Linked DNA regions of Homo sapiens: region 1 is linked to region 2. Evidence: read pairs that join two places in POLR2A ChIA-PET (ENCODE). Cell type or tissue: Panc1. All regions are shown on one strand. Links, peaks and the distances in the headings refer to the core of each region. The heading gives the core; the rest is flanking DNA. Region 1 overlaps SH2B2 (SH2B adaptor protein 2). Region 2 overlaps CUX1 (cut like homeobox 1).

Region 1 (4,210 bases), core at 1-4,000, 190 kb before region 2:
GGCAGAAGGACTCCAGCCACAACCGAATGAAGGTGCTAGAAGCAGAGGTAGCAGGGTGCTCTCCTGATCGCTGAATTTGTATTCTTCCCTCATCATGGTGGTAGCAGGGGGCCCTACTCTGTCACTTCCTGATGATGTTGTGCATGGGGACTGGGTGGCTGAAAGCCCTGGGAGCCACCCAAGGGTGTTCATGCCCCTTTTATGGGGAAGAGGCTGTGTCTTAGTTACAGTCCTGAGAGCTTTAGATGTCTAGGGATCTGAAATCTGCATCATTGGCCAGGTGCAGTGGCTCATGCCTATAATCACAGCCCTTTGGGAGGCTGAGGTGGGTGGATCGCCTCCCACCCAGGATTACTCGGGAGTTCGAGACCTGCCTAGCCAACATGGTGAAACCCTGTCTCTACCAAAAAAAATTAGCTAGGCGTGGTGGTGCACGCCTGTAGTCTCAGATACTTGGGAGGCTGAGGTGGGAGGATAGTTGGAGCCCGGGAAGTTGAGACTGCAAGTGAGCCAAGATTGTGCCACTGCACCTGTCTCAAAAAAGAAAAAGAAAGAAAAGGAAAGAAAGAGAGAAAGAGAAGAGAAAGAGAAGAGAGGAAGGAAGGAAGGAAGGAAGGAAGGAAGGAAGGAAGGAAGGGGAAAGAAAGAAAAATAGATGGATGCATCATTGACCCAAGCCCTGCAAGGCCAGTCTTGGGCAAGGGGACTGTGGGTCTGTGACCCCAGGTCTGGGGTGTTGTGGGGAAGGCAGAGGTTTGGCTTAGTAGGAACAGGATCTTTCTTGAACACTGCCTGGGGACTGGGGTCCTGGGACTGCCAGCAAGCAGTGTCTCCAGAGCCTGGGGTCATGGGAGTCACAGCTGGAATTCCACTTGTGGGTAGGTGTGGGGTGGGAATGAGACGGGGTGGGGGCTGGGTGTGAATGAGGTGGAGCGCGGTGGGTGGGAGGGCTCTTTAAGCTTCTTCCAAGTTTAAGTCTACCACCGAGCTGGGAAATCCAGCCTCTTCCATTGCCCAATCCCCTAAGGGCTAATATGGAGACATCCTGCCCTGCCGCCCTGTCCACACCGCCAGGCTTCTTCCTGCCCTGCCGCCCTGTCCACACCGCCAGGCTTCTTCCTGCCCTGCCGCCCTGTCCACACCGCCAGGCTTCTTCCTGCCCTGCCGCCCTGTCCACACCGCCAGGCTTCATAGATCTGTCTAAAAACGCCTTTACCCTCCCAGTCCGGGCCTCGACTCCTCCTCCTGGCATCCAAGCTCTCCGTATGACTTGGGCGTGCTCCCCATCCCTCACTGTGTCCTGAATGCCCCCTCCTCTCTTTTCAGCACCCCTCATTGTTACCACCTCCCATCTCTCTCCCTCACAGCTCCAGTAAAGCCCCCTCCCGATCCTAAGCCCTAACCCTTGCTGTTGGGCCCTCTTTCAGGTGCTGCCCGACGCCCCATGGGGAGTCCCTCAGCTGTCCCACCAGAGACAGAGCTGCAAGGGGGCCTGGCAGGTGTCAGGCCACACTGGGCTGGACGGGGGTCCCTGATGGACGGGTGTCTCTGAGAGTGGCTGCCCCGCAGTCCCCGCCTTCCCCGTGGGAGAAAGGACGACAGGAGAGCCGGGTGCAGTCCCTAAAACAGGCTTTTAATAACATCGTGTCTTCACTGAAGAGCTTGGCGTGTCCCACCCGGGCGGCGCCGCGGGCTAGTAGAAGGAGTACTGGTTCTCCACGGCGCGCGCGCGGCCGGGCGCGGCCTCCGGGGGCTCCTCGGCGGCGGTGGCGGCCACGGCCTCCAGCAGGCGCTCGGCGCTGTTGCTGCGGCTCCGCGCGCTGAGCTGGCCCTCGACGGGGCGCGGGGGGGCGGGCCCCGACGCGGCAGAGGACGACGAGGCGGAAGACGAGGAGGCGCCGGCGGCGTCGGAGGGCGAGGCAGGCGGGCAGGCGGCCGCGGCGAGGCTGGAGAAGTAGTGCTGGCCGGGCGAGTCGCTCCAGCAGGCCGGGGACGCGGGCGCGGCAGGGGGCGTGGGGCCCGGCTCTGCAACAAGGCGACGGCAGGGCGTGAGTGGGGACCTGGGCTGGCCACATCCTGCAGGGAGGCCGGGATCCCTCAAGGGGCCAGGGCCCACGCTCAGGTTTCCGAGTTGCAGCCCATGTCCTCGGACACATATGCAAGCACACCCGCCCACATGCATAAACAGAAGCACACACACATACATGTACCTAACCACGCGTGTGCACGCCCATATAGCCACATGCACAGGAGTGCACACACACGCATACATAATGCACACGCTCGCACACAGGCACACAAGCACACGCGTGCCCATGCACGCATGCACACGCTCATGCATATGCGCACACACGCACACGTAAGCGTACGCACACGGGCACATGCACACATACACTCATGCACACACACAAGCACACGCATGCACATGCACCCATGCCCTTAGTGCTCGGTCCCAGCAGCTTTGCTCTGAGCCTCCCCAGTGCAGGGCTTAAGAATCCATATGCCCAGCTCCTTTCATCCCACTTGCCCCAATCCACACCCCTGTCCCCACCCCCATACACCCACCTGCACTGCTGTTGGGCGCCCCCTTCCCCTTGCCAGGAATCATTAGGGACCTGGCTGCCTCTAGGCTGCCACTTCTGCCTCCATTCCTTATGACGTGACTGCTTGAAATTGCTGTGGCTAGGCTAGGGTGGGAGGGACACGGCTGAGGCTATGGGACAGGAGACCTGGGGCTCATCCCACCCCAGGGACCACCTTCTTGAGTAATCAACGGGAAGTCTTCTTGAGTAATCACACCAGCCAGGTGGCGGCATCTTACCTGGTGGGGGGTCCTGGGCCCGCACATAGCTGCGAAGGGTGATGTCGGCCGAGCCCCCTGACTCCAGTGGGATGGGGTGTGTGTGGAAGTGGCGGAGCATGTCAAGCACAGACTGGAACCACAGATGCTGTACGTGACACTGGCCGTGGCCGTTCAGGGACAGGCGCAGGTGCTGTGGGTACAGGTGGGTGTGGTCAGGGGCAGGTCCGGGGCTGGGCACCTGGGTAAGCGCCTTTGGGGGTTGATGGAAGGACCAAGGCTCACAGGGGCTGTATGGGGCTGTGTCAGGGCCGGGGGCCCCTCACACATGAGCCCCATCTGGAGATGGGGAATGGGGGCAACGGACCCAGGCTGAGATGGAAGGCATCAGGCATTGTCCCCATGCTGGGAGCACCTCCACTATGGGCCCATGCCCTACACACCTATAATCTCTAATCCCCTCCCTAATGCCAGAAGATAGGGATTACTGCCCCCATGTTAGAGATAGGAAAACCAAGGCCCAGGGAGGGGGAGTGACTGGCCCATGGTCACAGAGCACAGAGCAGGGAAGAAAACTCCTGTTTGGGTGGTTCCCCCAGCCCAGGAGGCTAGAGGTTGGCCCTCTGTCCCTGCAGAGCCAAAACCCGGAGGCATGGAAAGCTCCCCAGGGCTGGCTGGGGAGGAGTGACCGCACGCTGTGGGAACAGCTGGAACAGGGCTGGCTTCTCTCTAGGTCTCTAGGGCCTGTGTGAGGCAGGTGCCTCAGGGTAAGAAACCATAGGCCTGTGGTGTCTAGTGGAGAGCTGCAGGTCTCTGACTTAAGCCCTATTTTGCTCAACATGTATCCCACTGCAGAAACAAGTGGCTATCTCTGGGGTGTGTGGGGCAAGAGGGGAGCTAAGAGGAGTGGTTTGAGGGTACACGCATAGCCCCAAGCCCAGGAGGGGGAGCTGGTCTGGCCACCTGCATAAAAGACAGACAATCTGCTAGGTGTGGTGGCTCACGCCTGTAATCCCAGCACTTTGGGAGACTGAGGGGAATGGATCACGGGAGGTCAGGAGTTCAAGACCAGCCTGGCCAACATGGTGAGATACCCCCCAACCCTTTAAAAAACAAACAAAAAAATACAGACAATCCCTGGAGCGGGGTGGCGGTCCCACAAGTGAGCTCTGCCACTTAGCAGAATAAGTTGCTAGGACAATGCAGGGACTCAGCCCGAAAGAAACAGCACAGAGGGGTCCCACCACAGCCTCATAGCTGGGCAGAGCCTGCGCAGGGCACAGCTGGGTCCCTGGGGAGAGAAGAAGCAAGTTGGACGCATCCCAATCTTCTGCCAGACCTTCCAGACATTTATTCTGTGAAGGTGGAAAGAGTTGCCTCTGGGAAGGTAGTGATCTTCCCTCCCAGGAG
Region 2 (4,512 bases), core at 290-4,289:
CAGAAGTTCTGAGTGTCACACAGGGTGCACGTTCACTACTTGTAGGTAATGCAGTCCCGTGCTCCCCAAATCCCAGGGATTCACTTGAGCAAATGGGCTGGGACAATCAAGCGTTCAGCAAAGCCCTATGTTTCTTGGTAAACACAAGAAAATAACAAACTCCCCTACACCAGTAATAAACATCCACAAAATGAAATAAAAGATCTGTCTCATTTACAACAGAGGTAAACACAGAAGCACGTGGGAATTAAAATAACATAGCATAAACTCCATCTGTAGAAAAATTGGATTACAAAATGCTTGGAGCAAAGGAAGAGAATGATACATTTATGTGCAGCTGCATTAAATACAAAGAAACATACATTTCTCTCCCAAGTTAATTTATAAAAGTTGGTAAAATGGCCGGGCACGGTGGCTCACGTCTAAAATCCCAGCACTTTGGGAGGCCAAGGTGGGCGGATCATGACGTCAGGAGTTTCAGACCAGCCTGACCAACATGGTGAAACCCCGTCTCCATTAAAAATACAAAAATTAGCTGGGTGTGGTGGCGGTGCCTGTAATCCCAGCTATTGGGGAGGCTGAGGCAGGAGAATTGCTTGAACCTGGGAGGTGGAGGTTGCAGTGAGCTGAGATCGTGCCACTGCACTCCAGCATGGGTGAGAGAGCAAGACTCCATCTCAAATAAAAAAAAAAAAAGTTGGTAAAATGACGAGATGCATACAGAAAAAATAGGTGACCAAAATACTAAAGGTTGTTGTTTTTTTTTCTTTTAAACTAAAAACAACAATAGTAAACTGGCTATACAAATACTGAAATAGAAAACAAGGAGACGTCATCAAGAGTGTGGCACTTATTAGAGTGAAAAACTAGACTGATAGAATGAAATTATAGACAGAAATCCAGAGCTATATGTATTTATACCTGATTTGTCAGATATTATATGTTGGGGGAAGAAATCATCAATATTATTGGGCAAACTGAGTATTAAAGAATAACAAACAGAAACAAATATTATTTTATATGATATAATAAACTTCAGACACATTAAAGATATAATAGGTCATTGAAAAATAAGAAAATGGATTGAGGAGAAAAAACCATTTTCTTTTTTTTTTGAGACAGAGCCTTGCTCTGTCTCCCAGGCTGGTGTGTGGTGGCGTGATCTCAGCTCACTGTGACCTCCACCTCCCGGGTTCAAGGATTCTCCTGCCTCAGCCTCCCAAGTAGCTAGGACTATAGGCACGCGCCACCACACCAGGACAATTTTTGTATTTAGAGTAGAGATGGGTTTACACCATCTTGGCCAGGCTGGTCTTGAACTCGTGACCTCAAGTGATCCGCCTGCCTTGGCCTCCCAAAGTGCTGGAATTACAGGCATGAGCCACCGTGCCTGGCCTGAAAAGACTATTTTCTCTCACTGAAACCACATTAGAAATGATTAAGGATAAGATTGCTGGGACTCATGTTTTTATATATATTATTTTTTGTGTGTGTGTACATACACACACACACACACAAACACACACACACACAAGTTGACCCTCAAATATGGGTCTGAACAATATGGTTCCACTTCAACTTGAATATTTTTCAGTAAAATTACACTGAGTGTGTCTGGCCCCCCTCCCACCTCCTCCACGTCCTCCTCCGCTGTCACCCGAGACAGCGAGACCAACCCTCCTCTTCCTTGGCCTACTTGATGTGAAGACAACAGGGATGAAGACCTTTTTGATGATCCACTTCCACTTAATGAACGGAAAGTGTGTTTTCTCTTCCTTAGGATTTCTTAACATTTTCTTTTCTCTGCCTTACTTTATTGGAAGAATATTGTATATAACATATGTAACTTACAAAACATCTTAATCGGCACTTCATGTAACTGGTAAGGCTTCCGGTCACTAGCAGGCTGTCAGTAAAGCTTTTGAGGAGTCAAAAGTTGTACTTGGATTTTTCACTGTGTCGGGGGTCAGTGCCTCTAACCCCTGTGTTGTTCAAGGGTCAACTATACACGATTCTTTTGGACAGTGAAAATCACTAAAACTCGAGTGAAAAGAAAAGCAATTAATTGATAGGTAAAAGTAACCATAAATGTGAGTAGCTAAAATCCAGAATACGTGTAGAATTACTGCCCAGTTTCCACTGTACCCATTTTTACAGGATATAAGGAAACACACAAAGAGTAAAATAAATAGGGACCTGGCGCTGTGACTCCTGTCTGTAATCCCAGAACTTCGGGAGGGAGAGGTGGGAGGATCGCTTGAGCCCAGGAGTTTGAGACCAGCCTGGGTAACACAGTGAGACCCCATCTCTAAAAATAAAAAGAATTAGCTGGGTGTGGTGGCACTTGCCTATAGTCCCAGCTACTCAGGAGGCTGAGGTGGGAGGATCACTTGAGCCCAGGAGGTCAGGGCTGCAGTGAGTCGTGATTGCGCCACTGCATTCCAGTCTGGGCAACAGAGCTGGATCCTGTCTCAAAACAAATAAAAAGTCATGTGGCACTGTGCAAAGCGGTGGGGGAAAGACGGAGGAGGATCCGGTCAAGACACTGTCAGTCTGACGCAGATGCTTAACCCTTCCTTTGCCACGGTCCCCTCTGGAAGTCTTGTCAAGAATACAGGCATCTATTTGGAATGTTTTAAAGACGTAAGTCCACAAGGCCATTATTGGACAGAAGTCTAATCATGTTTTAAGGACCAAGGAAAACAATTATTTTGAAGTGCAGTTATTGCAATTTTTTTTAATTTTTATTTTTGAGACTGAGTCTAGCTCTGTTGCCCAGGCTGAAGTGCAGTGGTGCAATCTCAGCTAACTGCAACCTCCACCTCCCGGGTTCAAGCGATTCTCCTGCCTCAGCCACCAGAGTAGCTGGGATTACAGGTGCCCACCACCACTCCCAGCTAATTTTTTAAACTTTTAGGAGATATGAGGTTTCACCATGTTGGCCAGACTGGCCTCGAACACCTGACCTCAAAGTGATCTGCCCACCTTGGCCTCTCAAGGTGCTGTGATTACAGGTGTGAGCCAGCGCGCCAGGACAATCTTTTTTTAAAACCAGATTTGTGATACAGGAACAACTGTTCTTTACTGTTGCACTAAATAACAAATCTAAGAACCACTGACATTTTGAAGTAGTGATGAATCCAAACAGCGTTTGTGACCTCCGTAACAACGGGAATGAGATGTGAAAGCCTCTGTGATTTCCACTCGCAACGAGGTCACAGTCTGCAATTACCCCGGTGTGGGGGCTTCATTTACAATGGAAGGAAATGCTACATTGCAGTTAGACACTGATGGAAATAAAGATGTATTTTCTAGGCCGAGTGTGGTGGCTCACGCCTGTAGTCCCAGCACTTTGGGAGGCGGAGGCGGGTGGATCACGAGGTCAGGAGTTCAAGACCAGCCTGGCCAACATGGTGAAACCCTGTCTCTACTAAAAACTACAAAAATTATCTGGGTGTGGTGGCACATGCCTGTGGTCCCAACTACTTGGTAGGCTAAGGCAGGAGAATCGCTTGAACCCGGGAGGCGGAGGTTGCAGAGAGCCACAATTGCATCACTGCACTCCAGCCTGGGTGACAGGGCAAGACTCCATCTCAAAAAAAAAAAAAAAAAAAAAAAAAAGATGTATTTTTTTCTGGGTCCAATTCATGAAGCCCCCAGGTTCTCTCTATAGACCCCACATGAAGAGCCCCTAGAATGAGGGAGACCAGAGCCCTCTTTCACCACAGCAGGTAAGTGTGGGCATAGGAGCAGGCAAGGCAGGGCAGGATCAGCTTGTCAGGAAAGGTAGAACCGGCTGCAAGGTGAGCTGGGGAAAGAAAGGCCTGGGATTCTATAGGACGGTGGAGTTTGAGTTGGCCTAAGATGAGGCTGGGAAGGCAGGGCTGCATCCCAAAGTGCCTTGTGCATCATGCTGTGATTTTGGACTTTCCCTTAGATATGAGAGAGGGTGCCACGGAGAGATTTTAAGTGGGACAGGTTTTAGCAGGATCAGACAGATTTTAGAAAGATAACTTTAGCAGATGCTTGGAGGGTGGTTTTGTCCAGGGAGATACTGGTGGCAGAGGGTCAAGTTCAGAAGATCTTGAAGTGAGACCAAGAGACGAAAAACAAATTAAGGCCGGGTGCGGTGGCTCACGCCTGTAATCCCAGCACTTTGGGAGGCTGAGGCAGGTGAATCACTTGAGGTCAGGAGTTTGCGACCAGCCTGGCCAACATGGTGAACCCTGTCACTACTAAAAATACAAAAATTAGCCAGGTGTAGTGGCGGGTGCCTGTAATCCCAGCTACTCAGGAAGCTGAGGCAGGAGAATCGCTTGAACCTGGGAGGTGGAGGTTGCAGTGAGCAGAGATTGCGCCACTGCAAGTGACAGAGCGAGACCCTGTCTCAAAAAAAAAAAAAAAAAAAGAAAAGCAAAGAAAAACAAATTAAAATGACGGTAGTGAGAGTGGTGATGAAGTTGGGAATGTACAATGTTGCAAGAAGGCGGAACTAACATGAATTAGACAGGA

Evidence for each region. ChIA-PET counts read pairs that join two places held together with the same protein. Peaks named below come from ENCODE experiments on the same cell type or tissue, not always from the same donor. Only the 100,000 strongest peaks of a DNase experiment are listed, where the experiment ranks them.
Region 1: POLR2A ChIA-PET joins it to region 2 with 5 read pairs; 2 of 35 experiments call an interaction of 5 or more read pairs at or near these places.

The regions. Positions count from the first base shown.
Region 1 is chr7:102,319,114-102,323,323 of GRCh38, reverse strand. SH2B2 (SH2B adaptor protein 2) reads right to left here. Exons shown (of 9, transcript NM_001359228.2): 8 at 2,822-2,993; 9 at 1,613-2,025. The coding sequence ends at 1,694. Among named protein-coding and RNA genes, the nearest start is that of MIR4285, 28 kb to the right of the region's middle. RefSeq lists enhancers at 617-1,365, 2,791-3,503, 4,132-4,210. In Panc1, for the core only: CTCF peaks have their summits at 1,568 and 1,791; no DNase peak of the experiment used is centred there.
Region 2 is chr7:102,132,577-102,137,088 of GRCh38, reverse strand. All of the region lies in intron 8 of CUX1 (cut like homeobox 1), which reads right to left. Among named protein-coding and RNA genes, the nearest start is that of SH2B2, 150 kb to the left of the region's middle. RefSeq lists an enhancer at 2,386-2,680. In Panc1, for the core only: no CTCF peak of the experiment used is centred there; DNase peaks (open chromatin) are centred at 1,618, 1,862, 2,108 and 2,488; H3K27ac peaks cover 3,056 bases.